Regions from separate parts of the Mus musculus genome. Here region 2 is linked to region 1. A link is a loop called in an ENCODE intact Hi-C map of the cell type or tissue named here. Cell type or tissue: left cerebral cortex. All regions are shown on one strand. Each heading gives the region's core, and the rest is flanking DNA. Links, peaks and the distances in the headings are about the cores only.

Region 1 (8,326 bases), core at 80-8,079:
TGGCTTTTATTTCTGACTGCGTCTCTGTGGCACTAAGGATTTAAGTAGGGGCCTTGGGCTTTACCACTAAGCGACACCCACAGACTTTCTTGTTTGTTTTGGGTTTTTTTTTCAAGTTCTTTTTTTAAAGATTTATTTATTTATCTTATGTATATGAGTACACTGTAGCTGTCTTCAGCCACCAGAAGAGGACATCGGATCCCATTACAGATGGTTGTGAGCCTCCATGTGGTTGCTGGGAATTGAACTCAGGACCTCTGGAAGAGCAGTCAGTGCTTCTAACTGCTGAGCCATCTCTCCAGCCCACCCACAAACTTTTAAAAAACATTTTTATTTGAGACAGGGTAAGTCTAAAGTAGCCTAGACTGGCCGTTAACTCACAACATAGCCAAGACTCTGCAGGAAGGAGACTGTCCAAGGAACAGTGACAAAGCCATCTATAGCCCTAGGAGAAGTTCTAGGGGCAGCCAAGCCTGAGGACCCGTCGATCGTCCACTTCAGAAGCCTGAGAGAATGCCTTCCTGCTGAGGAAGCCTCCCAGCCTGTGGGGCTGCAGTACAGCAGACAGGGCAGACACACACAGCCCCCACGGCTGTAATTTCAGACACTAATTTAACCTGGATGGGGCACTATGATTTGACTCGGGACCGTGGGAGCAGCTCCAGCTCCACATCACACCTAAATCGCAGCCTCGTCTCGTCGGGCCCATGGATGTAAGCAGCCCAGACCTGCATCTCAGCGGATGCGTCCGTGTTCCCCTTGCAGTGCGTCCTGCAGTCTCTGAGGGCTCTGCTGCTGTGTGGGTCCTGGGGATCATTTTGAGCACACGCACAAAGCCACACCTCCAGCCTTTGTTTCATGTGCTTCCACTGGAGTATGAGTCTAAGGACAGACAGTGACCTGAGGAGACCTCAGACTTTCTGAGACAACTCTGCATAATATGGAGCCTCGGGTGGGTTAACCCTGAAGGATGTGCTGAGGAGGAGGACAGGAAGAGGCAAGAACCAGCAAGAGTCGCGGGGAGAGCAGGAGGAGAAAGGTCCTCTCTGGCATGAAAGTATTTTTCCCAGTAGGCATGGGGGGTCTCAGCACCCACTGGGGTGGAGGCAGGAGAATGAGAAGTTCAAAGTCACCCTTGGTTATATAGCCAGCTCGATGCTTGTTTGAGATACATGAGACGCTGCCAAAAGAGAAATAAGTATAGAGAAGTGGGGAAAGAAGGAGAGAGAGAGAGAGAGAGAGAGAGAGAGAGAGAGAGAGAGAGAGAGAGAGAGAGAGAGAGAGAGAACAATGCTGAGGGTGAAGGATGATAGAACACAGGAGTAAGTACTGTTCACAAAAGTCAAATCATGGAGCCAGCGGCGTGCCTGTCATAGGAAGAGTGGACAAGGAGAATGTGCAATACACACATCATGACATTTTATTCACTTTGGGAAAATGGGTGGACTGTGAGAAGCTCAAGAAAGTAAACATGACTTAATTCCAAGCTACACTGCAGGCTGGAGAGATGGCTTGACGGTGAAGAGCGCTTCCCTGCAACAAATCCCTGCTTCTGATCTATTGGACACATAGAATAAACTCCTTTACCAAGTGTAGTGGCTCACACCTGTAATCCCAGAACTGCCAGGCTGAGGCAGGAGATTTGCTGCAAGTTACAGACCAGCCTGGACTACATAGTGAGCTGGTGTATGAGACCCTGACTCAAGAAAAAAAAAATCTTCATTTCAAAACAAACAAGTTGTCAGGAAGTAGTGGCGCACTCCTTTAATCCCAGCACTTGGGATGCAGTAGCAGGCAGATTTCTGAGTTCGAGGCCAGCCTGGTCTACAGAGTGAGTTCCAGGACAGCCAGGGCTACACAGAGAAACCCTGTCTCGACACCCCCGAAAATCCTAAACCCCCCAAAACAGAAAAAAAAACCCACAAGTTGCATGTCTGGAGAGATGGCTCAGTGGTTAAGAGCACTGGCTGCTCTTCCAGTGGACCAGATTCAATTCTCCGCACCTACATGACTGCTCACAACTCTCTTTAACTCCTGTTTCAGGGGATCTGACAACCCCTGCCCCCCCATACAGACATACATTCAGGCAAAACACAATTGCAAGTGAAATAAGAATAAATTACAAAAGAAATAAAAGTTAAAAGCCAAGTTAAGCACTATCTTTCTTTGCTAAAGCAAACCCAGGAAGTTCTTAAAATAGAAATTCCTGAAATTCAGCAAAAACCCAAATTGTTTTATTTTAAGGTGAACCACTTAGAACGACGGGCCAAGCTAAAAATAGGATTTGCCAGCCACCCAAACATTCCTCCCTGTTAGCTCACCCAGCCTCAACTCTTCTCTCCACCAATTTAAGTAGGGACTGACTTCCCTCACAGTATCCTCAGATTCCTCTCCTCTCATGCATTTGTGCAAGGGAAGGAACTCAAGATCTGTTCATGCCACACCCCCAGCCCCTCACTGGGGGATTCTAGACAGGGGATCTACCACTGAGCCACACCCCCAGCCCCTCACTGGGGGATTCTAGGCAGGGGCTCTACCACTGAGCCACGCCCCCAGCCCCTCACTGGGAGATTCTAGGCAGGGGCTCTACCACTGAGCCACGCCCCCAGCCCCTCACTGGGAGATTCTAGGTAGGGGCTCTACCACTGAGCCACGCCCCCAGCCACTCACTGGGGGATTCTAGGCAGGGGCTCTACCACTGAGCCATGCCCCCAGCCCCTCACTGGGGGATTCTAGGCAGGGGCTCTACCACTGAGGCAGACCCATAGTCCTCACTGGTGGTTTATAAGTTTGTGCTCCAATTCTGAACCCTGCCTTCCAACCACGGTGTTTCTTTCTCTCTATGGACTCAGGGAGTAGGGGATGAAGAGTGCCTTCCTCGTGGCTTTGCCAGCAGAGTCACCTGGCATTAGGACTTTTTCTGGGCTTAGGTGATAAGAAAAATGGAATCTCAGGGAAACCTTTACCGTTTGTCCTTCCTTCTTCCTTCTCCTCTTTTCCTTTTGAGCCAGGGTCCCACTATGTATCCCTGGCTGTCCTGGAACTCACTTTGTAGAGTAGACTGACCTTGAATTCACAGAGATCTGCCTAGGATTAATGGCATATGCTGTACCAACAGACCTGGCAGGTGTATGTCTGCCTCCCTCTTTAAAGAAAAAAAAAATCTGTACTTTTATTTTCAATTATGTGTATGTTTATTTGTGTGTAGGTCTCTGCATACATATTCCAGAATATAGCATAGGCTCTCCAGGAGGTGAAGTGACAGAAAATTGTGAGTGATACAATGAGTGCTAGGAACCAAACTGGGGGTCCTCTGTGAGTGCAACGCCCCCTCTTAGATGCTCAGCCATCTCTCCAGATCCACTTTTCTTTCTTCCCTCCTTCCTTCCTTCCTTCCTTCCTTCCTTCCTTCCTTCCTTCCTCCCTCCCTCTCTCCCTCTCCTCTCTCTCTCTTCTCTCTCTCTCTCTTTCTCCTCCTCTTCCTCCTCCTCCTCCTCCTTCTTTTTCTTTTTGTTTCTGAGACCAGTATCTCAGGTTGACCCTGAACTCCTGGCTGTTCAGCTTCAGTCTTCCCCACTCTGGGATGCTGGGATTGCAGGCACTTCCATACTCAGCTGGACAGGTGCTTTTTCATTATGCATACGTGTGTGCTTACACAGGATATTTGCATGTGTCTGTGTGTGAATCCTCATATATCTTGCTCGCTTTTCTCCATATAACCGTGGAAGTCCTGGAACTCATTCTGTAGACCAGACTTACCTACAAACTCAGGGCTGTGCCTGCTTCTGTCTCCTGATTGCTCGTTAAAGGGTATGTACCACCACTGCCCAGCTATCTTACTTATTTTTCATAGGTTTCTTCATGTTTCTCCGTATTTTTTCTTTAAACTTGTTATTAATATTGTTGTTAGTATTCTTTGAAGTTTTTTTTTTTAATTTATTGATTATATGTAAGTACACTGTAACTGTCTTCAGACACTCCAGAAGAGGGAGTCAGATCTCACTTCGGATGGTTGTGAGCCACCATGTGGTTGCTGGGATTTGGAAGAGCAGTCGGGTGCTCTTACCCACTGAGCCATCTCACCAGCCCCTTCTTTGAAGTTTTTAAAAGATAGAGTCTACTTAGCCCGAGCTGGCCTCAAACTCCCGATTCTCTTGCCTAGTTCTCCTGAGTATTGAGACTGCCATTGGTTGTGTTCTGCCATGTCTGGCTCCTCTTTTTAGAAACAAGTATGTGTGTGTGCATGCACATGTGCACACGCTTCCGTATCCTATCCCTCCTCCCCATGTGTGGTGATCAGAGGACAACTTCCTGGGTTGTGCTTTCTCCCCCTCCATGTGGTGCCAGGAATGGAACTTAGGCTGTCAGACTTGGCTTCAGGGCACCTTTATCTACTTAACTGTCTCACTCCCCTGTTTATATTGCTTTAATACTGGCAGAGCTACCTTGTTTGGAGGTTTTTAATTTGTTTCACTGTCCCCACGATTTGCCTGTTGAACTTACAAAGGCACTTCCTAGCAGAGCTCTCCAGTCCTAGAATCAGTGAAAAACAGCAAAACCTTGATTGTCCCCAGTGCCAGCTTCTTCCTTCTCCCTTCTGGGGATGGGGGGGGGGGCGGGACGCAGACAAACACTAACCTTGACAATCTCCTCCTCTTTGTCCTTTTCTCCCCTCACCTCCATCCTTCTGCTTGATGATATCTGTAAAGGGATGGAGATCCGTTTGCGGACTACTGACCAACAATGAACCCTTCTCTTTGCTTTTATCCTTGGACTCCTAATGCCACCTAGTGGCCATTATGTGCAATGGCAGGTTTCTAGATTTAAAAATGAAAAAACAGTAAAAATTTATCTCATCCATTTTAAGTGGGTCAAGTACCCGTGAGCAGATTATCTGGTGGTTCTGTTTTAAAGACATTGTCCAGATCTCCAGTCATCAGACCGCTTGACTGGTTCTAAGGGATCCCATAAGAGGGTCTCATTCCCACACCTGGAAGACAGTGCTGCTCTTGGCCAGAGGCCTCAGCTCTGCCCAGAGAAGCCTCCCCCTAGCAGCCCAGTGCTGTGTCTGATTCCCCCAGAGCAAGAGAACCTCCATAAGGAAGGAGAAAGCTGACTCATCTATTTTTAGTGTAAAACGTTTAATTGAAAAACGCTCACTGGGTGTGGTGTGCTTCACTTTCATTAAATATACAGAGAAGATTGTAGAACTCCCCCGGACAAACTGGTCAAATCTTTAAAGGTACACCCTCCACACACCTTAGAGACCAATACCATGGGACCAGAGTACCCAGGCCCACTGAGCAGGGTTCGGCTCATGTCCACCTTGCAGGTAGTTCTTTCTCTCCATGAGGTGGGGTTAGGGTAAGGAAATCCTCTAGTCCAGGCTTTTAAGATGTTTAATTTTTAGAGCGTTTTAAATTTTTCTTTGTGTCAGCCTCCACAGCAGTCCATGTGAGCACTAGCCATGTAAGCACGGGTGTGCTTGGGAGCCGAGAGTGAGCGTCAGACACCCTGGACCTGGAATTTAACGTGGTACATGGTGTGTAAGTTGCTTGGCATAGGTCTTGGGAGTTGAGCTTGGGTCCTCCTCAGGTCTGCTGGAGGATCAGCTGCTGAGCCACCTCTCCTGCCCTGGTAGTGTCATTATTAAAGAGTTGCAGGTTTGCTGTTTAAGGCAATGCTGAAGCGGATTGTCTTTTTAAAACTAAGATTATTATGCAGAAGGGTGGTGGTGTAGGCCTTCAATCCCAGCACTTGGGAGGCAGAGGCAGGTTGGTCTATGTGACTATACAGAGAAACTCTAAAAACAACCAAAGAGTTGATTAGAACGGTTATTAAATCCATGGATAGACCACAGTGTGGCAGAGGCTGTAGGAGAATCAGGCCCACTAGGCAGATGGAAGGAAGCATATTTGTTTTGTTTCTTTGATTGATTTTTTTTCAAGACAGGGTTTCTCTGTGTAGCCCTGGCTGTTGAAACTCACTCTGTAGACCAGACTGGTCTTGAACTCAGAGATCAGCCTGATGCTGCCTCCCAAGTGCAGGGATTAAGGCATGGACAACACCGTCCAGCACTGTGAGGGCCCCTTCTTATACTTATTACAGGGAGATACCCCATGGCATGTGATTGTCAGGTAACCTACAGTGTGTGCTTGTAGTTGGGTTTCTGATTCCTGGACACCAGGTGGTAAGGAGGGAGTCTGTTAACCTGGGGCCCACATGGAGAGGGTGCTAAGAGTTTCAGGGAAGAAGTCTAGGAAAACAAACTCCTGGAGGGGAGATATAAGGTGGCTTTGTCACATGGAATGAGGGACTCCACTCTGGTCTGTCGGGCCTCATGTCCTCGATTATTATAAAATGAACTATTTTTAAAATATAAATGTATTTATATCACAGTGTGAAGTAATCTGGTGGTTGCATTTCTTTTAACTTTTGTTAGTCCCCAGTAACCACACAGAGAAACAAAGCTGCACCCAGATACTGGGCAATTATTGATCTATTAATCCTAATCTGGGCAATTATTGATCTATTACATCCTAATCTGGGCAATTATTGATCTATTAATCCTAATCTGGGCAATTATTGATCTATTAATCCTAATCTGGGCAATTATTGATCTATTAATCCTAATCTGGGCAATTATTGATCTATTAATCCTAATCTGGGCAATTATTGATCTATTAATCCTAATCTGGGCAATTATTGATCTATTAATTCTAATCTGGGCAATTATTGATCTATTAATCCTAATCTGGGCAATTATTGATCTATTAATCCTAATCTGGCTACCTGCTCCATCCCACGTTGCTTGCATATTATCACAGATCTGGTTCTTTGGGATTCAGATGTTTTTTTCTCATGGCATCTTTTCAGACCCTCTCCTCCTCCTGGTGATCTGAAACTCCCTCTCTCATTCCTCCCCCTGGCTGGGAGACGTGCTGCCCTGTTTTCTCTCTGCCCAGCCTTTGGGCAATCTGCATTTATTGTCAGGGCAGAGAACAAATGGTAAGATTTTGTTTATAGAACTTGAAACACGAGAGTTTTTTTTAAAAAATCTAAGTATTACAATGTCATTTTCAGATAGAAACAAGAGGTGAGGGCAGAGAAATGACCATTTGAAAACCCCAAGGATAACCTTTCCACGGGGCACAAAACCATTCTGACCACAGTTCATCTCAAACTCAGGTGCTCCCGTGGGCTTAGTGGGATGGAGACTTCCGTGAGCTCCCGACTGCAGCAGCCGGTGCCTTTGTGGCCACAGCACTGTCTGTATAGTGGGTTTCAGATGCACGGTTTCCCCATAGATCTGGCTCTGTAGATGGCCTATTGGTCCAACCGAGGATGTGAAATCTGAGCGCTAAAGAGGGTTCTTCATCGGGTGTCCTGAGCAGACTAAGGGACAGCCACAATGCCGCTGTGTAACGGGACATGTTCAACAACTTCCTCAGCAGGACAGGCGCATACTGAAGATTTGATATGCCATCTTAGGCAAATGGGGGCTGGGAACAAGGTGTTTGAAGCTGGTGTATACTGTGGCTTCTGGTTGCTGTGAAGAAAAGTTCAGACTCCCATAAGCTGTCTTCCCGGCAAACCTGGAATTCTTCTTCTTTTTTTTTTAACTTGGAATTTTTATGATTCTGTTTACTTACCTTATGGTTCGTTGAGATCTGATATGAGATTTGGGTATGCGGGAATTGACTTGCTAAAAGGTCCTTTGTGTAACAATCACAAAAGCCCTCCTGCGAAGCTGTTAGCCGTTTAGTTCAGCTCACCAGAATGGATCCCTCTGCTTCTGGGAAGCCTAAATTCATTCTGCAGTGTCCCTCTTTCTTTGATCGTTCAGAAAAACCCAGAACACTGACAAAGTCCCACCAGAGCACAGCGAGGTGGAACCCTGCAGTGGGTCTCAGGCAAAGCGTATTCAATTACATCTCGATCCAATTTTACTTCCTAGCCTGCGTTTAAAACTTAGGCTCACCTGTCTTCTCCACAGGGGTGAAACCCAGTTACTCACAGAACCCGGAAGTACACACACACACAGAGAGAGAGAGAGAGAGAGAGAGAGAGAGAGAGAGAGAGAGAGAGAGAGAGAGAGAGAGAGAGAGAGAGAGAGAGAGAGAGAGAAGGGCACCATCCCTGGGAACTCCCACAAAGCACAGGGCGCAGCTGCCAGATGGGCTGGCCCAGGTTGCATGCTGGGATATCCCAGAACTATGAAGCATTATATTTCTTGTAGTTTGGGACAAGGGGACTACATTTCCCAGGCAGCATAGGGTCGGAAGTAGATAACTTCTGGTGTGCAGGCGGAGCTACCCCGGATGGT
Region 2 (8,326 bases), core at 212-8,211, 200 kb before region 1:
CAGTCTCCACAGTGCTGGGACTACTGGAGTTCTCCACACTTGGTTTATTTTAGACTGTGATGTTTGGTTATGAGACCAGACTAATGACTAAGCCATCTCTCTAGTACTACGTTACTTTAGTTTGTTTGGTCGATTTTTTTTTTTTTTTTTGGTTTTTTGTTGTTGTTGTTGTTTTCTTTTTTTTTTTTTGAGATAGGGTTTTTCTGTATAGCCCTGGCTGTCCTGGAACTAGCTAGCTTTGTAGACCAGGCTGGCCTCAAACTCACAGACATCCTCCTACCTCTGCCTTCTGAGTGCTGGAATTAAAGGCATGTGCCACTATTAATCTTGTTTGTTTGTTTGTTTGTTTTAAACAGAGTCTAGTTGTCTAGTTTGAGCTTACTTTAAACTGTGCCTTAGCTTCCTGGGTGGTAAGTCAACCTAGCTAAGTTTCCATTTTGACTTTGCCCTTTCCCCCTGACCCAAGAAATACAAGACCATGTAGCCTATACCGGTTGTTATGTTTGTTGTATACAGTCCATCCATAAGACATAGTCAATAGATGTATATTAAATAGGTGGCTCCTGTCTTTAGTTAGGGTTTCCATTGCTGTGAAGAGACATCATGACCGAGGCAACTCTTTTTTTTTTTTTTTTCTGGTTTTTCGAGACAGGGTTTCTCTGTATAGCCCTGGCTGTCCTGGAACTCACTTTGTAGACCAGGCTGGCCTTGAACTCAGAAATCCGCCTGCCTCTGCCTCCTGAGTGCTGGGATTAAAGGCGTGTGCCACCACCACCCGGCCCGAGGCAACTCTTTTTTTTTTTTAAAGATTTATTTACTTATTATATGCAAGTACACTGTAGCTGTCCTCAGATACTCCAGAAGAAGGCATCAGATTTCGTTACTGATGGTTGTGAGCCACCATGTGGTTGCTGGGATTTGAACTCGGGAACTTCGGAAGAGCAGTCGGCGCTCTTAACCTCTGAGCCATCTCGCCAGCCCCCGAGGCAACTCTTATAAAGGACATTTGCTTGGGGCTGGCTTACCCGTTCAGTGGTTCAGTCCAGGATCATCGAGGTGAGAACAGGGCAGCATCCAGGCAGGCATAGTGCTAGAGAAGGAGCTGAGAGTTCTACATCTTGACACAAAGGCAGCCTGTCTTCTAGGTAACAAGAGAAGGGCCTCAAAGCCCACCCCCATAGTGACACACTTCCTCCCACAAGGCCACATCTCCTAATCATGCCACTCCCTGGGCTAAGTATGTTCAGATCTCCACAGGTCCCACTAGCTGTTCAGTATGTGGTCTGTAGTGAGCCACTTGAACTGTGAGCAGACTCTCAGCTGTGTTTTTTAAATATTTTATTATTTTTATTACTATTAATTAAAAACACCTTTGTGCTGCTATAAAGCACACGCTAACCTTGAACTCCCGATTCTCTTGCCTCTGCCTTGTACATGCTGGGATGACAGGAGTCATGACAGCCACCATGCTGAGTGCTGAGCTCTTCCTAAGCCTCTGTTATTGGTCAGGCCATAGAATAGACTGTGGAGAGAATTATGTGCCTTTACCTACCAGGATCCCGACTCCAATTAGAATTGTTATCCTCTTTTCACATTAAACCAAAGGCCAACAAGCAACTACTATTCTCTTTTTTTATTTTTATTTCATTTATTTATTTTTAAGACAGAGTTTCTCTGTGTTGTACTGCAACTAACTCTGAAGACCAGGCTGTCCTTGAACTCACAGAAATCTGCATATCCCTGCTTCCCAAATGCTGGGTTTAAAGGTATTCGCCACCACACCCAGTTTAGTTTGTTTTCTAAAGAAAGATAAGGCTTAAGGATTGAAGAGAAGGCTTACTGGTTAGGAGCACTGACTGCTCTCCCAGAAGATCTGGGTTCAGTTCACACCTGTCCTTAACCCTCACATAGATAGACATACATGCAGGCAAAACACCAATGCACATAAAATAAAAATAGTTAAATAGAGCCAGGCAGTGGTGGCTCACACCTTTAATCCCAGCATTTGGGAGGCAGAGGCAAGCGGATTTCTGAGTTCGAGGCCAGCCTGGTCTACAGAGTGAGTTCCAGGACAGCCAGGGCTCCACAGAGAAACCCTGCCTCAGAAAAAAAAAAAAAAAAGTTAAATAGAAGATAGTGCTTGAACCTTTATTGGTTACATAATAGATCTTCTAAAAGATTTATCTTAGGGGGCTGGTGAGATGGCTCAGTGGGTGAGAGCACCCGACTGCTCTTCCGAAGGTCCAGAGTTCAAATCCCAGCAACCACATGAAGATTTATCTTACTTTGTATACATAGGTGTTTTACCTACATGTCTGCCTATGTACCACATATGTGCCTGGAACCCACAAAAGCCAGAATAGGGCATCTGGAATTATATTGTTGGGACTCCTATGTAGGTGCTAGGAATCAAACCCATGTCTTCTGGAAGACCAGACAGTAGTCTTAACAGTTTAACCACCTCTCCAGCTTCACAGACTAGCTCTTTGTTGATTGACTGTTTGTTTGTTTGTTTCTCCACACATGGTTTCTCTGTAGCCCTGGAGACAGAACTCAGCTTGTCACTTAGCAGCACCAGTGTCTTTACCCACTGAGCCACCTCCTCAGCCCAGCATTCTACTGTTTGGATTTGTGTTTGTGCTTGTTTGGCTGTTTATGTAGTACGTGTATCGAGTGACTGAGAAAGTCAGAATAGGGTGTTGGATCTTCTAAAACTACAGTTATAGGCAGTCATGAGCTGCCATGTGGGTGCTGAACTGAACCTGAACCAGGAGCCGAGCCTGGTCCTCTGCAAGAGCAACAAGTACTCTTAGCCACTGAGCCACCTCTCCAGCCCTTAATGTTCTACTCTTAGTAAATCATCAGGCTATTTTACTTTATTTTATTTTTCAGTGCTGTAACCAAGTGCAGGTGTTTAACATGCTGAAATGTGAGGCAAGCACTCTTTCACTAAACTGTACCTTTCCAAACATATTTTAAGAATAGCTGAAGGCCAGGTGTGGAGCGCAGGCCTTTAACCCCAGCTCTCAGGAGGCAGAGGTTAGTGAATCTCTGAGTTAGAGGCCGCCTGGTCTATAGATTGAGTTACAGGACAATCATGGCTGTTGCCCAGAAAAACCCTGTCTCAAAATAAACGAAAACCCAAAACCAAGACAAAGAGACAAACAAAAACATACACAAAAACTAAACTAAAACCCAACTAACCAAACAACCAAAAAAAAAAAAAAAAAGAATATTAGGTGTGGCATAAGTCTCTGGTTCCAGTCACTGACAGGCTGAGGAGGGTTGGTTGCTCTGTTTCCCAGGCTAACTTGGGCAAGTTAGTGAAACTGTCGCAAAAAAAAAAAAAAAAAAAAAAAAAAGTTCGTCGGTTTTTTTTGCTAGTTTGTTTTGTTTTGTTTTGTTTTGTTTTAAGACAGGATCTCACTCTGAGGTCCAGGCTGGATTCAAATCCACTAAGTAGTCCGGCTGCAAACTCAAAGCAATCCCCCATACTTTAGTTTTCCCATACTGGGGTTATGGGTGTGAACAACCACGCCCCGCAGGAAATTATTTTCAGGGACTTAAACTGCTGCCCAAAGTCACACAGCTCCTCCGGAACTGATGCCCAGGACGTGACTCTGGTGTCGTTCCGTCCCCCCCTTACTCCCGTCTTTAATCATAGTAGAATCCAGTTGTCTCACTGTATTGAGTCCAGTATCCTAAGCCCTACTGAGAAAACTGTTAATTTTGTAACTCTCAAGAAGTAGGTCCTCTTCCAGAAGTCATACAGTTTTCTAAAATAACACATGAAGTGACAGGCCTGTACTTTTTAAAGTACAAAACCCCTACCTGTCATCGCCCCACAAGGGAAATCGCTACCAGAGCTGTCCCTTCGCTCAGGCAGTCCTCCTGGGCATGCGCTTTAGGGACAACCTCCCCCCTCCTTCTGGAACGGCCCCGCTCAGGCTCCGCCCACCACCACCAACGAGAGCCGATCCCTGAGCTGCAGGGCGGGGCTGCCACGCGAGTGGGCGGGAACTAGGGATAGTCGAGTGTCTGGAGTCGTGCGCCGGAGTCAGAACTGCGCCTACCGTCCCAGGTGTCGGTTGCTGGAGCAGAACAAGCTAGCGATGCTACGGCAGCCGCTTCCTGATTGGCTGCGTGTGGCTCCCTCTTCGTTCTGATTGGCCGCGAGTGATCTGTGTATGTAAATGAAGGGGCCTGGTGGGGAAAGACGGGGGTACGGGGGGCCGGGTTCTTTAGGGTGTTCGATACCTCAGCTAGGTAGATGGTGGCCGGGGCTGACCGGGATCGAGCGCCCAGGGCCTGTATGTGTCGCCCGCCCGGGCCGGGCTGGGTGAATCACGTCGGAGCCCGAGAAGGGGGCGGAGGCGCCGGCTCCCTGGCTCCGGCTGCGTGACTCACCCGCCCCCGCCGCCGCCGCTCCGGGAGGAGCCGCCTCCGCTGCCTTCCGGAAGCGAGGGAAGGCCGGGCTCACTGAGCGGCCCGCGGGGGTCGCGGCTCGCTGTGGCCCGGGAGGGACAGGCGGTACCCTGGGGAATCTAAAGGATCCCGGGGTCACTGGGGCCGGAGTCCCCGGGGGAGCCCAGGTTGGAGTACCGCTAGGGGGCGCCGGGACTCGGGGGGGCGGAGTCGGGGTGGGGGCTGAATTCCTGCGGTTCCCGGCTCCCGGGTCTTCAGCGAAAAGGGCAAAGACTGGATTTTTAGTGTCTTGCTAGGTCTAGGCAGCGTCCCCGGGACTGAGACCCTGCGGCCTTTATGCCCCCGTTAGATTAGGCTAGGGGCTTCAAACTCTAGTCCTCTTGGAAGAAAGTACCGATTTTCAAACTTCTGTCAATGACTTACTCCCGCGGCCCTTCAGGGTTTCCCTTGTCTCTCTCTTTCCTCAATAAGTTCGGGACCCTTACTTCCTTGAGTGACTACTAACAGCTTAGGCTTTAAACCCAAGCGGCCAGCATCCCAGTGAGTACAGCAGTCGGAAGGCAGGCAGTTCAGGCCCACTTCTATCTCCAAACCTACACACACACACACACACACACACACACACACACACACACACACACATGATGCTGCCCCGCCACCGATCTTTCCCCAGGCAGCAGCTACCGGGGATCCTCTAGAGACCTTGCCAACTAACGTCACCATTCATCTTCCTGCCTAGACCCTACCCTCCATGACTCTGTCCTGACACTCTGAAAATCCAAGCCTCCTATTCCTGCCCGCGCCTCCTCCTGCTTGCTCCCCACCCCCACCGGGACTCCTACTGTGTCACACTCTCTGCGCCTGCTCCTAGTGTGTGGTGGCCTTCTTTTTTTTTTTTTTTTTAAACTCCCCAGTTCAGGTTTACCTCTCTCTGTCTTCCTTTGGCTCTTTCAGGAAAGCCTGGCCCTGCTTCTCCATAGCCTACAGTGCAAACAGCAGGACTCAGCTTCAATGTACTTATCTTTCTTAGAAAAACCTGCCTTGACTACCTCCCAGGATGGCATCTTCCTACCACTTTCTGTACATTTGACCATAGAGTTCCATGCATAGCAGATACTCTGTATTGAACTGTGTAAGATGGCTGTATTTGTAATCAAGGAATGGAACACACCTGTAATCCTAACCCCTTGGGAGACTGAGACAGGAGGATTGCCTGGAATGGCTGGTCAGCCCGGACTACAGTGTGGGGCCCTGTCTCAAAAGAGCAAAACCAAAGAGTGCTTATAAATAAGAACTAGTGATGTGGTTTTAGAGCTTGCTGTTCCTACAAAGGACCTGATTTCAGTTCCCAGTACTCACATCTGATGGCGTACAGTTACTTTAAAATCAGCTCCAGGGATTCCAGCAGCTGGCTTCTTTGGACATCTGCACGCTCATGCGCGCACACACACAAACACAAAAATGTAAAATAAAAGTAAAATTTCAAGTACTAATGACCATGTTGCAAGGGCTTTTTGTTCCTTTAATCTAATCTGTAGTAGCAACTTATAACAGAATGCTGTCTGTATCTCAGAAGCTCACTGAGGACGCTGAGAATATAACTCAGTTGGTAGAATGTTTGCCTTACATGCAGGAGGCCCAGGAAGTTCCATCCCCAGCATCAAATACACCAAGTATGGTGGCACACACCTGTAATCCCAGCGCTGGGAAGGGGAAGAAGGGAAGAGCAGAAGCTGCCTACATAGCACGTTTGGGGGCAGGTCAGCCTGAGTTACACGGGACCCTGTCCCGTTAGAAACAAATAAGAATTTGCTTAGAAAACCTAGACCTGGAGGTTAATCGACTGGTCAGGATCCCACAGACAGCAGTTGTCAGAGCTGGGTGTGAACTGAGTATTGGCTTCCCATAACTGAATGGCTCCTTCCTCCCTGCAGAGGATGCTGAGCAAAGGTCTGAAGCGCAAGCGGGAGGAGGAGGAGACGATGGAAGCCCTCTCCGTGGACTCGTGCTGGTTGGATCCGAGCCACCCGGCAGTGGCGCAGACCCCGCCGACGGTGGCTTCTAGCTCCCTCTTTGACCTCTCAGTGGTCAAGCTCCACCACAGCCTGCGGCAGAGCGAGCCGGACCTCCGGCACCTGGTGCTTGTGGTGAACACACTGAGGCGCATCCAGGCGTCCATGGAACCCGCACCTGTCCTGCCGCCTGAGCCCATCCAGCCCCCAGCCCCTTCTGTGGCAGACAGCCTTCTGGCTAGCTCAGATGCTGGCCTCTCAGCCTCCATGGCCAGCCTCCTGGAAGATCTCAACCACATTGAGGACCTGAACCAGGCCCCCCAACCCCAAGCAGATGAGGGGCCTCCAGGCCGCTCCATCGGGGGGATCTCACCCAACCTGGGTGCCTTGGACTTGCTAGGCCCAGCCACTGGCTGTCTGCTGGACGATGGACTGGAGGGCCTGTTTGAGGACATCGATACCTCCATGTACGACAGTGAACTTTGGTTACCAGCCTCTGAGGGTCTCAAGCCCGGCCCTGAGAATGGCCCAGCCAAGGAGGAGCCTCCAGAGTTGGATGAGGCGGAGTTGGACTACCTCATGGATGTACTAGTAGGCACACAGGCACTGGAAAGGCCACCAGGGCCTGGGCGCTGACCCTTAGGACCCAGGGAGAATTGACTTGGATCTGAGTTGAGCCTGGTGGTGACACCAACCCACTTTGACACGACACAGGTGGCGTCCCCTCACAGAGGAGAGCCAGGGTCACTTTGGAGAGACTGTACTGAGTCCTGGGAACTTCACATCCATCCACCTGTCTTGACCAGTGAAGGAGTTGGAAATGAGCCCCGAGTGGTGAAATGACAGGGCCCAGTGACAGTAATGGTGTTTGGGCCAGGCTGGGGTTGAACTGGGATAATAGTTTGGGCTATCCCATCCCATTATCCCCAGTGTGGGAAGAGACCTCATAATTTTTTGAAATTAAAACCAGCTTTGGGAAATACCAAGTGTGTGTGCTTCTTTGCATCTGTGCCGATCAAGGATAAAATAACATCAAACTTGTAATCCCGTGACACTCCCACGGTTATAGTGGAATAAATTGCACTCCCGGTATGAGATATCTTTGAGCAAAGGGTGGGAGCTTTCAGGAGGTCTCTCAAAATAAAACCACTAAGTTTAGTGGAGAGAAGGCAGGACCTTCAGGGGCAGGCAGCTGGCTTTCCATCTAGAAGCTATCCAGGTCCGGGCAAGCCGGGGCCACCTGCCTGCCTGAGCGGAGCATTGGGCCTGGCCGGAGCCGGGTGTCTGCGGCCGCCCCCGCGGTCCAGCTGCATTCCTGGCCTGGCTGGGAGGGGCCGCACACTCACAGCCCTGGCACGGGACCCAGGCTGCGTCCTTCCTGGCGGCCGTGGGGGCAGGGCAGGGCAGGGCCCCGAGAGCGGAAGGATGGTGGGGAGGGCAGGGAGGGAGGAGCTGGGGCGGGGTTGGGGGGGGGGGGGAATGACTGCCACCCAAAGGGCAGGATGGGTCCAGAATCTGGGGACTGTGACACGAGAGGGCCACTCCTGGGCCTCCCCAGGGGCCGGAAGCTCCAAGACTGCGGACGGGGTGGGGCTGGAGAGGCGGGAGCTGCACGCAGCCCCAGGGGCCTGGAAGGGGTAGGCGGAGCTTGGTTTCCTGGAGGAACAGAGGAAGCTGTGCCCATTTCTGGAAGTGACTGAGGCGGGCCACCGAGAGAAACAGATGGACATGGCTTCAGGCTAGCTGGTGCCAAGTTAAGGACCCTCCAGACTCCTGAACCCAAACCCTCCTGGAGACTCCTGTGCCTAGACCATAGGACATCGACGGCCCCTAGCTGAGGCTGAGACCTAAGGAGCCCGGGCTGAGCTCTGCGGCCCCCCCTTGTGACT

Evidence for each region. Peaks named below come from ENCODE experiments on the same cell type or tissue, not always from the same donor. Only the 100,000 strongest peaks of a DNase experiment are listed, where the experiment ranks them.
Region 2: a loop joins it to region 1, with 2.3 times the contacts of the local background. A loop is called at or near these places in 1 of 42 quality-filtered maps.

The regions. Positions count from the first base shown.
Region 1 is chr7:27,681,123-27,689,448 of GRCm38, forward strand. Zfp607b (zinc finger protein 607B) reads left to right here and starts at 8,218. Exons shown (of 6, transcript NM_001112731.1): 1 at 8,218-8,326. In left cerebral cortex, for the core only: CTCF peaks have their summits at 3,977 (motif pointing right) and 4,787 (motif pointing left); DNase peaks (open chromatin) are centred at 2,297 and 4,730; H3K4me3 peaks cover 789 bases; H3K27ac peaks cover 497 bases.
Region 2 is chr7:27,482,894-27,491,219 of GRCm38, forward strand. It overlaps Sertad1 (SERTA domain containing 1), which reads left to right and starts at 4,060. Exons shown (of 2, transcript NM_018820.4): 1 at 4,060-4,185; 2 at 6,360-7,421. The coding sequence starts at 6,363. The coding sequence ends at 7,073. Gm38972 (a long non-coding RNA gene) reads right to left here and starts at 4,067. Exons shown (of 5, transcript XR_881906.2): 1 at 3,832-4,067; 2 at 1,400-1,522; 3 at 1,026-1,141. In left cerebral cortex, for the core only: CTCF peaks have their summits at 4,594 (motif pointing right) and 4,799; DNase peaks (open chromatin) are centred at 4,025, 4,990, 5,249, 7,557 and 2 more places; H3K4me3 peaks cover 3,049 bases; H3K27ac peaks cover 3,536 bases.